Linked DNA regions of Homo sapiens: region 1 is linked to region 2. Evidence: read pairs that join two places in POLR2A ChIA-PET (ENCODE). Cell type or tissue: Caco-2. All regions are shown on one strand. Links, peaks and the distances in the headings refer to the core of each region. The heading gives the core; the rest is flanking DNA.

The links. Peaks named below come from ENCODE experiments on the same cell type or tissue, not always from the same donor. Only the 100,000 strongest peaks of a DNase experiment are listed, where the experiment ranks them.
Region 1: POLR2A ChIA-PET joins it to region 2 with 10 read pairs; 8 of 35 experiments call an interaction of 5 or more read pairs at or near these places.

Annotation. Positions count from the first base shown.
Region 1 is chr5:56,017,096-56,033,669 of GRCh38, forward strand. No RefSeq gene overlaps it. Among named protein-coding and RNA genes, the nearest start is that of IL6ST-DT, 30 kb to the left of the region's middle. In Caco-2, for the core only: a CTCF peak has its summit at 8,559; a DNase peak (open chromatin) is centred at 8,486.
Region 2 is chr5:55,972,506-55,975,005 of GRCh38, forward strand. The region is part of intron 3 of IL6ST (interleukin 6 cytokine family signal transducer); the gene reads right to left. Among named protein-coding and RNA genes, the nearest start is that of IL6ST, 21 kb to the right of the region's middle. In Caco-2, for the core only: no CTCF peak of the experiment used is centred there; a DNase peak (open chromatin) is centred at 1,006.

The DNA of each region.
Region 1 (16,574 bases), core at 7,191-9,690, 52 kb after region 2:
CCATGCCTGGCTAATTTTTTATATTCTTATATTTTTATTTTTATTTTTATTTTTATTTTTTTATTTTTTTTTTGAGACTGAATCTCGCTCTGTCGCCCAGGCTGGAGTGCAGTGGCACGATCTCGGCTCACTGCAAGCTCCGCCTCCCAGGTTCACGCCATTCTCCTGCCTCAGCCTCCCGAGCAGCTGGGACTACAGGCGCCCGCCACCGTGCCTGGCTAACTTTTTTGTATTTTTAGTAGAGACAGGGTTTCACCGTGGTCTGGATCTCCTGACCTCGTGATCCGCCCTCCTCGGCCTCCCAAAGTGCTGGGATTACAGGCGTGAGCCACTACGCCCGGCCTTTTTATATTTTTAGTAGAGACGGGGTTTCACCATGTTAGCCAAGATGGTCTCAATCTCTTGACCTTGTGATCCGCCCGCTTCGGCCTTCCAAAGTGCTGGAATTACAGGTGTTAGCCACCATGCCCGGCCCCCTTTTTTTTTTCCTTTTTTTTGAGATGGAGTCTTGCTCTGTCACCCAGGCTGGAGTGCAGTGGCGTGATCTCGGCTCACTGCAACCTCCGCCTCCGGGGTTCAAACGATTCTCCTGCCTCAGACTCCTGAGTAGCTGGGATTATAGGTGTGTGCCACCATGCCTAGCTAATTTTTTTTTATTTTCAGTAGAGATTGGGTTTCACCATGTTGGCCAGGCTGGTCTTGAACTCCTGACCCTGTGATCCGCCTGCCTTGGCCTCCCAAAGTGCTGTGATTACAGGCGTGAGCCATTGCTCCCGGACCGCAACTTTCAAGACCACTATTGCAGGATAATTAATTGAGGTGGAATAGATGTTGGGGTATCAATCCATGGTCTCCTATAAATGTCCTGGTTTGCCTGGCTGAGCTGGTGTAATTATGTCCCCCTTTACTGTCAAAAGTGTTCTGGTTCTTTTCTTTTCTTTTCTTTTTGAGATGGAGGCTCACTGTTGCCAGGCTGGAGTGCATTGGCACGATCTTGGCTCACTGCAACCTCTGCCTCCTGGGTTCAAGCGATTCTCCTGCCTCTGCCTTCCGAGTAGCTGGGACTACAGGCATGTGCCACCAAGCCCAGCTAATTTTTGTATTTTTAGTAGAGACGGGGTTTCATCATGTTGGCCAGGATGGTCTCGATCTCTTGACCTCGTGATCCGCCCGCCTTGGCCTCCCAAAGTGTTGGGATTACAGGTGTGAGCCACCGCGCCCGGCCGGTTATTTCATATATAAATTATGTGATCACCTTACCACACAGGGCTTTGAGTTCAAGTCAAGGTTCTTTCACTACAAGTGAACACAGGAGAGTGAACCAGTATTGGTCAATAAAATGTGTGATTCCAATTGGGAGATCTCTTCTTTTTTCCTTGTCCAAGGATCTATAAGAGACAGAGAAAAAAGCCATCAGTATCAATCATATTTCACATTAAGTATCCTGACTGATGTGTTTTAAGGGCATTGCTTTTAATTTATATGGAAACTATTCTTATAAATATAGCTTTTGCTATCCTTTTTGCTTAACATTCTTAATAGCATGATTTGATTTATAAAAAAATAAGGCATTGATTGCAACTAATTCATTTTATGTCTTAAGTTCATTGACTTATAGTTTTACAAAAATGTGAAACGTGTATTAAGCTAAACTATCATAGTTTTAAAACATTGGTCATGGCTGAGCATAGTGGCTCACACCTGCAATCTCAGTACTTTGGGAAGCCAGGGTGAGAGGATTGCTTGAGGCCAGGAGTTCAAGGCCAGCCTGAGCAACATAGCAAGACCCTGTCTCTACCAAAAAAAAAAAAAAAAAAAAAAAAATAGCAGGCGCCTGTATTCCCAGCTATCTGGGAGGCTGAGGCAGGAAGATCACTTAAGCCCAGGAGTTTCAGGCTGCAGTGAGCTTTGATTGTGCTACTGCACTCCAGCCTGGGTGACAGAGTGAGACCTTGGCTGCAAAAAAAAACCAAAAACACACTTTGGTTATAATGCAGGTCACAGTTAAACAGAGTTCAGAAATAGTGTTTGTTGCCAAGTATTTCTGGTTCATCCAGAACTAAGAGTTTTTTATTGAAAACTAACTATATCTGGCAATCTTAGTAGAGGCCATGTAATTTCTGAGAGCAAATAGTGAATACATATTTTTGTTTTTCTTTCTTAATCTAGTTTCTTTTTCTTGTTTTTTTCTACCTAAAGGTTGCCAAAGACTAAGTTTGAAATTATCTTACATATTAGATACCTCCAATCTTGTCATGGAATTAGATGTAATCTCTTTAAGGTCTTTCTTCAGAAATTGATTGCAAGCAGTTTGGGATGCCACTTAAGAATTTGCTTAAACCACTTCCTCCCAACCCCACAAAAAATCACAAACCCAAGCACAATCCAGATGAGAATCATAAACGTCTCACTGCTCTTTGCAACAGCATGAATTGTGAAATTTTAGTTAATCCAAGAATTTTTTAATGTTGTTGTTTTAAACCTTTTATTAGATTTTCTTCTTATGCCAAAATAACCACATATGGTTCCAATCCTTCAGGATAAGGACAATTTGGGGTAAGTCTAATAGAATAGCAACATTTAAAAAGTTCAAATATGGTAGAATTGTTTTGTTTATATGGTAGAGATAAATTTTTGAGTTAGAGAGATCTAGCGGTCTTCTGTTCTAAACTTACATTCATTGTAGGAACCTCCTCAACATCCCTGAGAGAGAGGGTTCTTTAAACTGAATTATTAATTCCAGTAATAGAGAAGCTGCAGCCTGACGGGGAGGGGTGGCATTGGTTTTATTGTTGAACCGCTTTAGCTAGTTTTCTTACAGTGAGTTACACAGTGTCTCCCAGTACAGTTTGTGTTAGAGGACTATAGACTATGCTATAGACTGTACTGTACCCTCCTCAAATTGATTTGTTGAAGCCCTAACTCCCAACGTGACTGTATTTGGAGATGGGCCTTTTAGGAGGTAATTAAGGTTACATGAGTTCATAAGAATGGGATCTTGGCCAGGCACAGTGGCTCACGCTTGTAATCCCAGCACTTTGGGAGGCCGAGGTGGGTGGATCATGAGGTCAGGAGTTCGAGACCAGCCCGACCAACATGGTGAAACTCCGTCTCTACTAAAAATACAAAAATTAGCCAGTCGTGGTGGCACACACCTGTAATCCCAGCTAATCAGGAGGCTGAGGCAGGAGGATTGCTTGAACCTGGGAACTGGAGGTTGCAGTGAGCCGAGATTGCCACTGCACTCCAGCCTGGGTGACAGAGCGAGACTCTGTCTCAAAAAAAAAAAAAAAAGAATGGGATCTCTCGACGGAAAGGCCATGGGAGGACACAGTGAGAAACTGTGGCTATCTGCAAACCAAGAAGAGAGCCCTCGTTATAAACCAAATTGGCCGGAACCTTGATGTTGGACTTCCCAGCCTCTAGAACTGTGAGAAATAAACCTCTGCTGTTTAAGCCACCACTGTGGTATTTTGTTATGGCAATATGAGTAGACTGAGATAGGCTATATGTAATGCCTTTTCTTATTTTTTTATTTATTTGTTCTTGAGATGGAGTCTCGCTGTGTCACCCAGGCTGGAGTGTGGTGGCACGATCTTGGCTCACTGCAAGCTCTGCCTCCCAGGTTCATGCCCTTCTCCTGCCTCAGCCTCTGGAGTAGCTGAGACTACAGGCACCCGCCACCAGGCCTGGCTAATTTTTTTGTATTTTTAGTACAGACAGGGTTTCACTGTGTTAGCCAGGATGGTCTCCATCTCCTGACCTCGTGATCTGCCTGCCTTGGCCTCCCAAAGTGCTGGGATTATAGGCATGAGCCACTGTACCCAGCCTGTACTGCCTTTTCTATACCACATTTCTCAGCTATCAAGCCAATCCTAACACATCTATTCTTTAAAATTAAACTTCACAGGCCAGGCACAGTGGCTCATGCCTGTGGTGGATCACCTGAGGTTAGGAGTTCAAGACCAGCCTGGCCAACATGGTGAAACCCTGTCGCTACTAAAAATACAAAAATTAGCCTGGCATGGTCGTGGGCACCTGTAATCCCAGCTACTCGGGAGGCTGAGGCAGGAGAATCACTTGAACCCAGGAGGCAGAGGATGCAGTGAGCCGAGACCACGCCATTGCACTCCAGCCTGGGCGACATGAGTGAAACTCTATCTCAAAAAAAAAAAAAAATTAAACTTCATGGTGAGTTCCATTTTTCTTTATTTGATACAATTTCCAGATTGTTGTTCCAATTTGCTGCCCACTTTGAGATCACATCAGTTTGTGTCTACCTCATCAAAATGATGATGTCTAGAACTGAACATAATATTTTAAGTGAATTCTGATTAATGCAGAATATATTAAAACATTACTTTCTATGAGCTGAATTCCATATCTTCTTGTGGGCCACACATAATATAGTGTTGGTTTTGCTTTTTCAGAAAACACATTATATGCAGGTTAAACTTGTTGTCACATAAAATATGCATATTTTTAAGATGAGCTTTTTTTCTGGGCCTTGTAATCCAGTAGGCTTTTGGATTACCAAGTGTGAAACATACGAAAAAGTGCGAATGTTTAGAGGAACCAATATTTCACCATGCAGGTGTGAACTCCAAAAAAAGAAAGAAGCAACAACAAAAACCAAAAAAAAAAAAAAAAAAAGGGAGATAAGATGTTAACTCCAAGAGCTAGTTGGTTTAATGGTAAAATGAATTCTGTATTTGAAACCTGCCCTAGTACACATAACTTCGTACTCAAAAATTGACGCTGTATAAAAAACGTTAGACTGAGTGTTAGAAGAGATGAATTTAAATCCCAGCTTTATAAGTGATGAGCTAAGTGGCTCTTGGGAAGTCACCTACTCTTTCTAAGCCTGAGTCTCCTTATCTCTTTACCTGTAAGGAGTTGTAGCATACCTCTCCTAACATACAGGAAAACACATACACACAAACACATGCCACCAGTTACCATCTACTCTCACGAGTATTTTACCAAATAAAAACATTTAACACCAAAAAAAGGAAGAACAACAGAATTTCAGGATGACAATTGGCAAATATACATGCACATTTCCTTTAAGGCCTGGTGAAAACTGTCACTTACTAAAGGACCTTTTGGAAACTACTGAACTAGATCATCTCTAAGGTCTTATCTAGACCCTCAAGTTGGGTGTGGGGCATCTGAACACTGGATAGTAGTGAGATGATAGATTTGGGGGTGTAAAGTTATTCATTAATCTATTCATGTGTTAAATCAACAAATATTTATTGAATACCCACTATGTGCCATATATTTAAAAGCTGGGATATATCAATGAACAAAATAGACAAAAATGCCTGTCCTCACGGTACTTATATACTGGAGGGAAGAGACAGAAAACAAGTAGTAAACATAAAACAGAAGGCAATTATAGGCTGGGCGTGGTGGCTCACGCCTGTAATCCCAGCACTTGGGGAGGCTGAGGTGGGCGGATCATGAGGTTAAGAGAGCGAGACCATCCTGGGCAACGTGGTGAAACCTCATCTCCACTAAAAATACAAAAATTAGCTCGGCGTGGTGGCGTGCGCCTGTAGTGCCAGCTACTTGGGAGGCTGAGGCAGGAGAATTGTTTGAACCTGGGAGGTGGAGGTTGCAGTGAGCCAAGATTGCGCCACTGCACTCCAGCCTGGCGACAGAGCAAGACTCCGTCTCAAAAAAAAAAGAGGCAATTATATACAGTGTACTACTTTGGAAGATGCTGACTGCCATGGAAAACAAGAGAAAGCAGAGCAGGCAGGGTAGGCAGGGAGTCTGGGGACATTTTTCTGGTCACAGCACAGCAAGGAGCACTGGATCTCATTAACATGATAGGCACATTTTTTGGCTTCTACTTATTGCCTCAAACCTAGCCATGAGTAAATTGATTAATTTAGAAATTTATTACTTATTTCACATATTTAATATCTCTAATGCAGGGTTGTTGTAGATCATAGTAATTAATTCAGCTTGGGAAATTGTCACTGAGTTATTTATTTAGAATAACAGCTTGTGATTTTATTAGCGGTGTATCTGATTTTGAAAATGCCTTAATTCAATCAATTGATTAATCATTTATCATTTAGTCAATAAATATTTATGGATTGCTTGTTATGCAGAAGGCTGAATTATATGTGCATGTATTAAAGTTATAGCTATAGAATTATTAAGTCTAGAATTCCTGAGTGTTTATAAAGGTGGAATTAGGTGCTGTGAAGTATTACAGAGTTAAAAACGGCAATATTTTTAACCCAGAGAATATAGCGTATTTGTTTGCTAATTTGCTTTAGAATTATCTAAGAACAGGTTAGTTGATCTCACAATACTTCTCTGGTAGATAGGGTAGCATATTTTCCTTATTGCATATGTAGGCAGACTTGAGATTCCAGGAAGTTAGATGCCTTATCCTTAGTCACTTAGGGAGTGTAGTGTCGATATCGCAACGAGGACCTTAGGTTTCAGGGGTCGTTGTTTAGCAATATCTGATCTTGAGCCAGTTGGTATAAGAGGACACATACCTTTGGTTCCTGATCTCTCTGGGAGACGGGGGTCCTTTAATGTGCCCACCCAGAGCTCCCCTTCCACAGCACCCACCTCTTTCTGGATTCTACATCTTTGATGCCAAAAGGCCTCAGATTGCAAAAATTATTTGGTGCTTCAGGTCTTCTGTCTCAGCGAATGGGGTTCAGGCCTCCCTCTGGTCTAGGTGTTGGCAAGTACAGAAGGAAGGTGGAGGGGTAAGAAAGGGGGCAGAGGAAAAGGCCAAAAGAGAAACTACCATGTTCATTTCAGCTCTTTCTTCTTCCTGCAGCTCGCAGCTTACTAATTATTCTTCTCCTTCCCAATTACAGAAAAAAGAGAAAGGATCATCATAAAGAGATTCTAGAAATGTGACCTTGACCATTTAGCTTTTGGGAATGACATGTCTAGCCTTAACTTTTGGACATTTTTAGCTAGCAATTTTCAACTTGGTTACAAAATGAGCAGAAGAAGTATTATCCTATGAAGGATATTTTTTTTTTTGAGTCAAAGTCTCGCTCTGTCGCCCACGCTGGTGTGCAGTGGTGTGATCTTGGCTCACTGCAACATCTACCTCCCGGGTTCAAGCAATTTGAAGGAGATGTATTAAAAATACCTGAAGGGAGCCAGGCATGGTGGCTCATGCCTATAATCCCAGCACTTTGGGAGGCCAAGGTAGGCAAGTCACTTGAGGTCAGGAGTTCGAGACCAGTCTCGCCAACCTAGTGAAACCCTATCTCTACTAAAAATGCAAAAATTAGCCAGGCGAGGTGGCGCATGCCTGTAATTCCAGCTACTTGGGAGGCTGAGGCAGGGGAATCGCTTGAACCCAGAGGCAGAGGTTTGAGTGAGCTGAGATCATGCCACTGCACTCTGGCCTGTGTGACAGAGTGAGACAAGACTCCGTCTCAGAAAAACTTAAAAAATAAAAACAAAATAAAAATAACTGAAGGGAGGTTGTCAAAATATGGATCTCCCCCGTCTCCCAGGATCTCATTCTAGCAAAAGTTCTCAGTCTTGGCTACATATTAAAATCACCTGGAGAACATTCACAAAATGCCCAGGTATACAGCCTACCTCTAAGAGGCATTCTGAGTTCATTGTTCTGGGATATAATCCTGCTGATATTGTATTAAAGCTCCAGGTACTTTTAAGGTGCAGCCAGGATCACTGCCCCGGCAATCCTGAATTACTGACAGGAGTGTGTCCTAATCCTGGTGTGCTGCCCCCAGGTGTGTTGGAGTGTGGAGAAAAAAACTCGAGAACCATTAATCCAGTGTTTCTCAAAGGGTGGTCTGCAGAACAGCAGCATCGGCATCACCTGGGAACTTACTAGAAATGCAAATTCTTGGGCCTAACTCCAGACCTACTAATTCAGAAACTCTCAGGGTGTGACCCAGCAATCTAGGGTTTCAGGAGCCCTCAGGTGATTCTGATGCATGTTGAATTTCAGAACCACTGTCCTAATCTAACCTGTAGTATTCTGAAATGATAATCTGAATATAATTGAGTTAGATACCTTCTTTTCTGATAAAAAGAACATTATATCTATAAGCAGGTGTAGGGAGCTTTGTTTAGCTAAAGAAATTAAAGTGCTATGATAGGAATGTTAGACATTAACTAGAAAGGAATCTGGGAATAGGGGCAGAGGTTGTTCATGATTTTCTTTTTGAGGTACAGGATCCTTCCCAGAAAAATCACACCATGTGGTCAGCCATCTTCTCTCCTTGAGCTAAAGCTCTTTTTGTGTTGACTATGAGTTTATATTTTAACCTACTCCAGGCAAACTCTTCCCCATAATCAAATAAAGTTTTCAAAGACAGTGAAGATTAGCAAACAAAGCCTTGCATTAGACAGAAGGGCTGGGAAACACTAAAAGCAACCTTGAGCCAAGATGTCTCCCTGGTAATCCAGCAGGTCCACCACTAGGATAGTAAATAACTCTGATGACATCATGGCATGATGTCTGGTGACTCTCGGTCACCACAGTAGGGGCAGAAGAGTGAGGTTTTCTGATCCACTGATCCATTTGGTCCTTCAGTGACCCCTTTGGCGCTGATAGAATCTTTTTTTTTTTTTTTTTTTTTTTTTTGAGAGAGGGTCTGGCTCTGTCACCCAGACTGGAATGCAGTGGTGCAATCTCGGCTTACTGCAGCCTCTGCCTCCTGGGCTCAAGTGAGCCTCTTGAGTAGCTGGGATGACAAGTATGTGCCACTACGACCAGATAATTTTTGTTTTTTTGTTTTGGTAGAGATGGGGCTTCACCATATATTGCTCAGGCTGGTCTTGAACTCCTGGGCTCAAGTGATCTGCTGGTTTTGACCTCCCAATGTGTTAAGATTACAGATATGAGCCACTGTACCTGGCTCATAGAATTTTTTTTTTTTTTTTGAGACGGCGTCTGTCTCTGTTGCCCAGGCTGGAGTGCAGTGGCACGATCTCGTCCCACTGCAAGCTCCGCCTCCCAGGCTCACGCCATTCTCCCGCCTCAGCCTCCTGAGTAGCTGGGACTACAGGCGCCTGCCACCACGCCTGGCTAATTTTTTTTTTTTGTATTTTTAGTAGAGACGGGGTTTCACCGTGTTAGCCAGCATGGTCTCAATCTCCTGACCTCCTGATCCGCCTGCCTTGGCCTCCCAAAGTGTTGGGATTACAAGGCGTGAGCCACCGCGCCCGGTCAGCTCATAGAATCTTTAGAGAAGAATCTTTGTAGGTGGGATGATACGTGCTTCTGGACATCATGTGAATCATCATATTTCCAGCTTTTAAGCATATTAATGAGGATTTGAACAATGTCTTAAAGCAGGAGTACTGTTTTATTATGAAAGAAGCTTCCTAGTTGACAAACTTTTCATACAGAGTCAAACTTCATTCTAATGGCAATAATTATTATATTATAAGAAACTGGGGGGCCGGGCATGGTGGCTCACGCCTGTAATCCCAGCACTTTGGGAGGCCGAGGTGGGTGGATCACGAGGTCAGGAGATCGAGACCATCCTGACTAACACCGTGAAACCCCATCTCTACTAAAAATACAAAAAATTAGCCAGGCATGGTGGCGGGCGCCTGTAGTCCCAGCTACTCGGGAGGCTGAGGCAGGAGAATGGTGTGAACCGGGAGGCGGAGCTTGCAGTGAGCCGAGATCGCGCCACTGTACTCCAGCCTGGGCGACAGAGAGAGACTCTGTCTCAAAAAAATTAAAAAATTAAAAAATTAAAAAAAAAAAAGAAACTGGGATCATGTTGAATTTGCCTGAAACAAATCCAAGGAGTTAGATTGCTTCAGAGGTCACCTGATAGAAATAGCTCATAAATTCCCTAGGAGTAAATCACTCTTACTAGGCCTGAAGACATGCTTCAAGTCAGAATGTGATAGTAATGATTCACTCTGGGATTTCATTTCAAGCCACAGGAACTAAAAATGCAAGTACAGTTCCCAATGCGAAACGCAACCTGTAATCTTAATCCATTTAACTTCCTCAAATTGCTGTATTACTCAAAACAGCTGATTTCTTCATTGAGCATAGATGAATTTCCTCTGTGGCAAATGTCACCATCTGACCCAAGGATATGTCTAGGCCCTCCTTACCACCTGTGAGCTCTCCTTCAAGGAAAGGCCGTTGAGCAAGCCCAATTGGTCTAGTTAAGAGCCTGTGCTTTGGAATCACTTAAGAGCCTGTGCTTTGGAATCAGATTACCTGTGTTGGAATCTACCAATATGGCTTGGTAGGAGCGTATTTTTGGATGTATCTCTTAACCTTCCTAAACTACAATTCCCTCAACTGGAAAATGGAGAAACAATAATACTGACGTCATAGTATCAGCAGTTGCACAGGATCTAGTATAAAGGTGGTCAGGTATAAAAGTGGTCAATAAATATTAGTTCTTATTTAAGGAGGTAATATTATAATGGTTAAGAGGAGGATTTTAAGGCCAAATTGTCTAGTTCGAATCCCAATTCTGCCACTTACTTTGTAAAAGTTACCTAATCACTTGGGGCCAAGGTTGAGGACAGGTGCCTGGGAAACACCGGGAAGTACTCCAGGGAATAAATGAGAGGCTCCAATTTTTATTTTTATTTATTTATTTATTAAGGCGGAGTTTCACTCTTTTGCCCAGGCTGGAGTGCAATGGTGCGGTCTCAGCTCACTGCTATCTCTGCCTCCCGGGTTCAAGTGATTCTCCTGCCTCAGCCTCCCAAGTAGCTGGGATTATAGGCACCTGACACCACGCCCAGCTAATTTTTGTATTTTTAGTAGAGATGGGGGTTTCACCATTGGCCAGGCTGGTCTCGAACTCCTGACCTCAGGTGGTCTACCCACCTTGGCCTCTCAAAGTGCTGGGATTACAGGCTTGAGCCACCGCACCTGGCAGAGGCTCCAGTTTTTAAAGAAAAAAGGACAGCTCCGGAAAAGGGATTGAATGCAAAAGTTGTTCATCAGGAATTCTCATTAGTTTACAGGAATAACACTGAATAGTGATTGGCTATACATTGCTGAACTGTAGGCTATGAGTTATGGTGTCCAGGATATGGCATTTTTTGGCTCCTTTGTGTCAGTCTAGAGCTCATATAGCAAGTGGCTTCAAGAAGTGATTCCTGGGCCGGGCGCAGTGGCTCACGCCTGTAATCCCAGCACTTTGGGAGGCCGAGGTGGGCGGATCACGAGGTGAGGAGATCGAGACCATCCTGGCTAACACGGTGAAACCCCGTCTCTACTAAAAGTACAAAAAATTAGCCGGGCATGGTGGCGGGCGCCTGTAGTCCCAGCTACTCGGGAGGCTGAGGCAGGAGAATGGCGTGAACCCGGGAGGCGGAGCTTGCAGTGAGCTGAGATCATGCCACTGCACTCCAGCCTGGGAGACAGAGTGAGACTCCATCTCAAAATAAAAGAGGTGATTCTTTAGCTTGAGGGAAGAGTGATAGTCCTGTCACATTTCAAATGCCTCTCTGGGCATGATAATTTAAAGGGGCTTGCATGCCTCAGATGCAAATTTCTTTTTCTTTCCCATAGCACACTAGGAGAGAGTACAAATGAGGCCCACCTATCGTGTTTTAAATACTTAGAAGTTGTACATCAAGTTAAATAACTCTTAAATAAAATGTTTTCTGTTCTCCTATCTTGACAAATATACCTTCATAGCAAACTAGGTTCAGGTTCAAATGTAGAATTTTTAGAGTTCCACACCAGAGGTGGGAGGAACAGAGGGAGCCAGCCCCTGGACACTGGGTTCTGGCCTCCAGCTACTTCTCTTACCCAGCTTCTTCCTGCACCCAGCCCTAGTATCCAGGGCTCCCCAGCCCCCGTCCCATACACATACCTGTGGTAACAGTGTGCTACCTGGAAATCTCCAGGGAAGTGCCAGGTAGATGCTCTGGAAGTTGGTGTGCGCTCTTTCGGCAAAAGAAATTCCAGAGTCAGCCGGGCACAGTGGCTCACGCCTATAATCCCAGCACTTTGGGAGGCCCAGGCGGGCAGATCATGAGGTCAAGAGATCAAGACAATCCTGGCCAACATGGTGAAACCCTGTCTCTACTAAAAATACAAAAGTTAGCTGGGTGTGGTGGCACACGCTTGTAGTGCCAGCTACTCGGGAGGCTGAGGCAGGAGAATAGCCTGAACCAGGAGGCAGAGGTTGCAGTGAGCTGAGATTACGCCACTGCACTCCAGCCTGGTGACAGAGTGAGACTCTGTCTAAAATAAATAAATAAATAAATAAATAATTCCAGAGTCCAGGAATGCATTCTGAAGTGGAGTATTATGGACTAAATGTTTGTGTCCCCCAATATTCCTGTGTTGAAGCCCTAACCCCCAGTGTGGCTGTATTTGGAGATAGGGCCTCTAAAAAAGTAATTAAGATTAAATGAGATTATAAGGATGAGGTTCTGATCTCATAGGCTTAGTGTCCTTATAGGAAGTGACATCAGAGAGCAGTCTATGCACAGGCACTGAAGAAAGGCATGTGAGGACAGTGAGAAGGGGTCACCTGCAAGCCAGGAGGAGGGTCCTCACCAGAAATGGACTATGCTGGCACCCTGCTCTTGGACTTCCCAGCCTCCAGAACTGTGAGAAATACACTTCTGTTGTTTCAGCCACCCAGGCTGTGGTACTTTGTTATGGCAGCCTGAGCTGACAGTGAGTGTGGGGCTGGTTCCTGGGGGACACACCCCTGCAGACTCCTTGGTCTGTGAGGAAGAAAGGCAACCAGAGAAAAGCTAGAGTCTCCTCTAAAGAGCAGGCCTTGGTGTAGGGACCCCCTTGAGCTGCAAGGACAGAACAGCTCTTCAAAGGTGCTCAGGGAGAAGTGGAGAAATGTTGAATTTCATGTATACTTGGCCTGGGCAGACAGACTCAATGTGGAAATTTAAGCCAAGAACTAAGTGGACCTGACAGTTATGGTCACAGGCTGTTTGGCTAGAAATTATCTTAGAGGTCATCTAGCCCTCATACAGTTAGAGAACAGAACTCCAGGGACTTTCCAAAGGTTGAACAGAAACTTGTTGAGATCATGGCTCTCTAAAATCTCAGGCATATACCTTTGTATGTGTTAGGTTATAAAAGTTTCCCAATTTGTGGATTAACTTTCAGAGGCCTGCTGAATTTGCTAGGAGGAGAACTTTGAAGAATGCATTAAGAATTCTTGCTTCACTGCAGGCCAGAGCTACTTGTGTTTGCCTAACCTGGAGCTGATGAAACAAAGCATCTGGTTAAAAAATTATACATAAGGCCGGGTGCAGTGGCTCACGCCTGTAATCCCAGCACCTTGGGAGGCCAAGGCAGGTGGATCATGAGGTCAGGTGTTCGAGACCAGCCTGGCCAACATGGTGAAACTCCATCTCTGGCCAGGCGCAGTGGCTCATGCCTGTAATCCCAGCACTTTGGGAGCCTGAGGCAGGCGGATCATGAGATCAGGAGATCAAGACCATCCTGGCTAACACAGTGAACCCTGTCTCTACTAAAAATACAAAAAATTAGCCGGGAATGGTGGTGGGCGCCTGTAGTCCCAGCTACTCGGGAGGCTGAGGCAGGAGAATGGTGTGAACCCAGGAAGCGGATGCAGTGAGCCGAGATCGCGCCACTGCACTCTAGCCTGAGCGACAGAGCGAGACTCCATCTCAAAAAAAAAAAAAAAAAGAAAAGAAAAAAAGAAAAAATGCTCAACGCCACTCACTGATTATCAGGAAAATGCAAATCAAAACCACACTGAGATATTATCTTCCCCCAGTTAGAATGGGCATTATTAAAAAGACAAAAACAAAAACAAAACACAGATGCTGGCGAGGATGGGGAGAAAAGAAAACTCATCTCCACTGCTGGTGAGAATGTAAATTAGTACAACCACTATGGAAAACAATGCAGAGATTTCTCAAAGAACTAAAAGTAGAACTACCATAGCATCCAGCAATGCCACTACTGGGTATTTATTCAAAGGAAAAGAAATCAGTATATTAAAAAGATACCTGTACTTCTTTATCAAAGCACTATTCATAATAGCAAAGATATGGCATCAACCTAAGTGTCCATCAGTAAATGAATGGATAAAGAAAATGTAGTATATATATATATATATATATATATATATATATATATATATATATATATATATATACACACACACACACACATATATATATATATATACACACACAATGGAATACTATTCGGCCATAAAAAGAATGAAATAATGTCATTTGCAGCAACATGGGTGGAACTGGAAGTCATTATGTGAAGTGAAATAAATCGGCACAGAAAGATAAATATTGCATTTTCTCACTCATATATGGGAGCTAAAAAAGTTGATCTCATGGAGGTAGAGTAGAATGATAGGTACCAGAGGCTGGGAAGAGTGTGTGGGTGGGTGGTGAGGATTAAGAGAGGTTGGTTAATGGTGAAAACATACAGTTAGATAGAAGGGATAAGTTCTAATGTTCAAGAGCCGAGTAGTGTAACTATAGTTAGCAACTATGTATTGCATATTTCAAAATAGCTAGAAGAGAGGACTTGAAATGTTCCCAACACATAGAAATGATAAAGACTCAAAGTGATGAATACCTTAAATATCCTGACCCGATCATTACACATTTTATGCATGTAACAAAATATCACATGTACCCCATAATTACGTATCAAAAAATGATCAGAAAGTATAAACATATCTTACTCAGGCTTTGCCTGTGCTTATCCAATGAAATTATTTTTAAGACAGAAAGCAGGCCAGGCACGGTGCCTCACGCCTGTAACCCTGGCACTTTAGGAGGCAGAGGAGGGTGGATCAGCTGAGGTCAGAAGTTCGAGATCAGCCTGGCCAAGACGGTGAAACCTCATCTCTACTAAAAATACAAAAAATTAGCCGGGCATGGTGGCGGATGCCTGTAATCTCAGCTACTTGGGAGGCTGAGGCAGGAGAACTGCTTGAACCCGGGAGGTGGAGGTTGCTGTGAGCCAAGATCACACCATTGCACTCCAGCCTGGGTGACAGAGTGAGACTCTGTCTTAAACAAAAAGACAGAAAGCTGATATATTTTATCTTTTCCCAGTAGAGCTCCAAGTTTGCAGATGTTTTCTGCTTACAGCTTGGGCAGTCCAGGTAGTTTCCAAACCTCTCTCTTCTATTTCCAAGACAGAACTGCGGCCCTTTTCCTTCACAGTAGCTCTGCCTTGGACAGAAATGATCAAGGGCCACTACCACTGCTCTTAGGTTTGAGTAGATAAGATTTGGGGGGGTATCTCTAACTGGTATTCCATTTATCTCCCCAAAAGAGTAAAAGTGGCTCAAAATAATGTTCCAAATAATTTTCTCAAAACAATATAAGGTTCATTGGCTTTTTCTCATTATAAAAGACATTTTTGTTCTGTTTTGTTTTGTTTTTTGAGATGGAGTCTCGCTCTGTGGCCAGGCTGGAGTGCAGTGGTGCCATCTCAGCTCACTGTAACCTCTGCCTCTGAGGTTCAAGTAATTCTCCTGCCTCAGCCTCCCGAGTAGCTGAGACTACAGGTGCGTGCCACCACACCCAGTTAATTTTTGTATTTTTAGTAGAGATGGGGTTTACCATGTTGGCCAGGCTGGTCTCGAACTCCTGATCTCAAGTGATCTGCCCAAACTTGGCCTCCCAAAGTGCTGGGATTACAGGCATGAGCCACTGTGCACAGCCTTGTTTTGTTTTTGAGACAGGGTCTTGTTCTGTCAGCCAAGCTGGAGCACAGTGGCACTATCATAGCTCACTCCAGCCTTGACTTCCCAGGGTCAAGTAATCCTCCTGCTTCAGCCTCCCAAGTAGCTGGGACTACAGGCATGCACCACCACACCTGGCTAATTTTTAAATTTTTAGTAAAGAGGAGGTTTCGCTATGTTGTCCAGGCTGATCTTGAGCTACTGAGCTAAAGTGATCCTCCCACCTTGGCCTCCCAAAGTTTTGAGATTACAGGCATGAGGCACCATGGCTGTCCAATAAATATTCTTAACATGATTATCTATTTCTAATTCTAAGATCCTTAGAATTGATTCTTAGAAGTGGAGTTACTATGAAAGAGCCTTAATACTTCAAGTCAAATTGCTTTTCGAGAGGCATTACCATTAATTCCAGCAACAGCAGTGTAGAATAGTGCCTGTTTCACTACGTCCTCCTGGATAGACTCTTGCCTATTAGTGTAGCACTGGGATCTGACTTCTGAATCAGCCTGTCTAGAATTGAATTCCAACTCGACCACTTCCTAGCTGTGTGGATTGGGAAAAGTTGCTTAGCTGCTCTATATCTTGGTTTATCTTTGTTCAAATGGGCATAGTAATACTGCCTACTTCATAGAGTTATTATGAAGTTTAAAATAATATATTACAGGTACTCAATAAAGGCTAGTCTATTACATTAATAAAATTATCTTCTAATATGACATGTGAAAAACTGTACTTCATTGTTGCCTTAAATTGCATTCTCTAATTACTACTGATTATAAACTTTAAAAATGTTTATTGGCTAATTTGTGTGTGTGCATGTCTGTGAATTGACTATTCATTTCCATTGACTTCTCCTAATTGTGGCTGGTGTTTTCTTGT
Region 2 (2,500 bases), core at 1-2,500:
AGTCTCGAAAAAAAAGGGGCAAATGTTCCGTTTTTCAAAGTGAGACACAGCTTCAATAATACCATCCCATGTCAAATTAATCCCATTTTACAGGGCTACCAGGCTGAGATTAAATTGTAAAAAGAAAGTATTTTAATTAAGAAAGGTATCTGATAAAGTTATTTTGAATGTTTATAGGGCAAGATGAAGAAATGTGAATTAGAATACACTATAACTGGGTTGGACGCAGTGACTCACGTCTGTAATCCCAGCACTTTGGGAGGCCGAGGTGGATGGATCACCTGAGATGAGGAGTTCTAGACCAGCCTGACCAACATGGTGAAATCCCGTCTCTACTAAAAATACAAAAATTACCCGGGCGTGGTGACCTGCACCTGTAATTCCAGCTACTCAGGAGGCTGAGGCAGGAGAATTGCTTGAACCTGGGGGGCAGAGGTTGCAGTGAGCTGAGATTGTGCCACTGCACTCCAGCCTAGGCAACGAAACGAGATTCCATCTCAAAAAAAAAGAAAAAAAGCAAAAAAAAAAAGAATATACTATAACCGATATTACAATGAACATTATGAAATTGCTGATATTTTGCTACTTTTATAGGTTCATACTCAAATTTATATTTGATTACCCATATATAAAAAAACTGACTTAAGAAAAAAGTCAATTAGAGGATAGTCTTAAGTAGAATATGCTGAAGTGCATGCCCTCAATCCTTGGAGAAGACTGTATTTTAAGAATGGCCACACCTACATATTTATCCCATCCCACGTTTTTCTTACGATGTCACGCATACTCTTTTCATGAAGAGGTGGGGACTGCATTTCCCCCAACCACATCAGATCTGTATGGGTGCCTTGTGTCCACTCCAGCCAATGGAGTGTGCTATGAGACTTCAGAGGCTAGATCATTAAAAGAATACAGACTCCAATTAGCTTTCTTTCTCTCTCCCGGGATATCTGCCCTTAGAACCCAGCCACACATTGTAAGAAAGCCAGGGCCATAAAAAGAGGCCACGTATGGTGTTTTGGACAATGGCCCCAGCAAAGCCCTCAGCCTGCAGATACCATTAACAACAGACATATAAGCGAAGGAGTCTGAAGATGACTCCAGCCCCCAGTCTGAATATTGCAGCTGAGGCCCCAGACATTGTACAGCAAAGATGAATACGTCTGATTGTGCCTGCCTATCTATAGTCTTGTCCTATACAAATCATGAGAGGTATTATTATCATTTTAAGCCTTGAAGATTTGGAGTATTTGTGAGGCAGCAACAGGTAGCTAATGCAGTCCTGTTATTTTCAACATTTTAATCAACAACTTGGGAAAAGACAGACACACATGCTTATCAAATTAGCAGAGGACAGGACTACAAACAACTGCCAACACTTCGGATGAAAATGTTGGGATTTAAAATTATGCTGAAAGAGTAGAACACCAGGCTAAAACTGATAAAATGAAATTAGCAACAGAGGAAATATATCCTATTTAGGTAATAAGAAATATACATTGGGTGAGGGAGAACTAGTTTAAGAGTAACTCATGTAAAAACCACCTGAGAATTTTCACTGATCACTAGCTCAACATGAAACAAGGGTATATCTCAGCTACCACATAGTTACGTAACTTTATAAAAATGATGTTCAGATCAAAGTAAGTATGAGTGCCACTGTAGTCAGATTGGTTTTGGTATATTACGTTTATTTTTTTCATAAAGAAACTTTTATTCAAAGACAACAATAACCTTTATAATAAATATGCAGTAACTATCATTTTTATAATGCTTACTGTAGGCCAAACACTGTCCAAATATTTCCTCTATATTAACTTATTTTTGGTTGTTTTTTGAGATAGGGTCTCAGTCTGCCACCCTAGGCTGGAGTGCAGTGGCACAATCTCCACACACCGCAACCTTTGCCTCCCGGGTTCAAGTGACTCTCCCACCTCAGCCTCCCAAGTAGCTGAGACTTTCAGGCATGTGCTACCAAGCTCAGATTTTTTTTTTTGGAAACAGGGTTTCACTCTGTCACCCAGACTGGAGTGCAGTGGTGCAATCTTGGCTCACTGCAACCTCCGCCTCCCAGGCTCAAGCGATTCTCCTGCCTCAGCCTCCTGAGTAGTGGGGATTACAGGCGTGCGGCACTACCGCCTGGCTAATTTTTGTATTTTTAGTAGATACGGGGTTTTACCATGTTGGCCAGGCTAGTCTTGAACTCCTAACCTCAAATGATCCACCCATCTCGGCCTCCCAAAGTGCTTGGATTACTGGCATGAGCCACCATGCCTGGCCTCTATATTAACTTCTTTAATCCTCACTAATAACCCTAGGAGGTAGTGGCCTTTATTATCACCATTTCATAGATCAGGAAATTGAGGTACAGAAAATGACTGACCAAGGTCCTACAGCTAGTAAGGGGGACAGCTGGGATAGTATTATTCATACACACACACACACACACATACACACACACACACACACACACACACGTACACATAAATATTTTTACGAG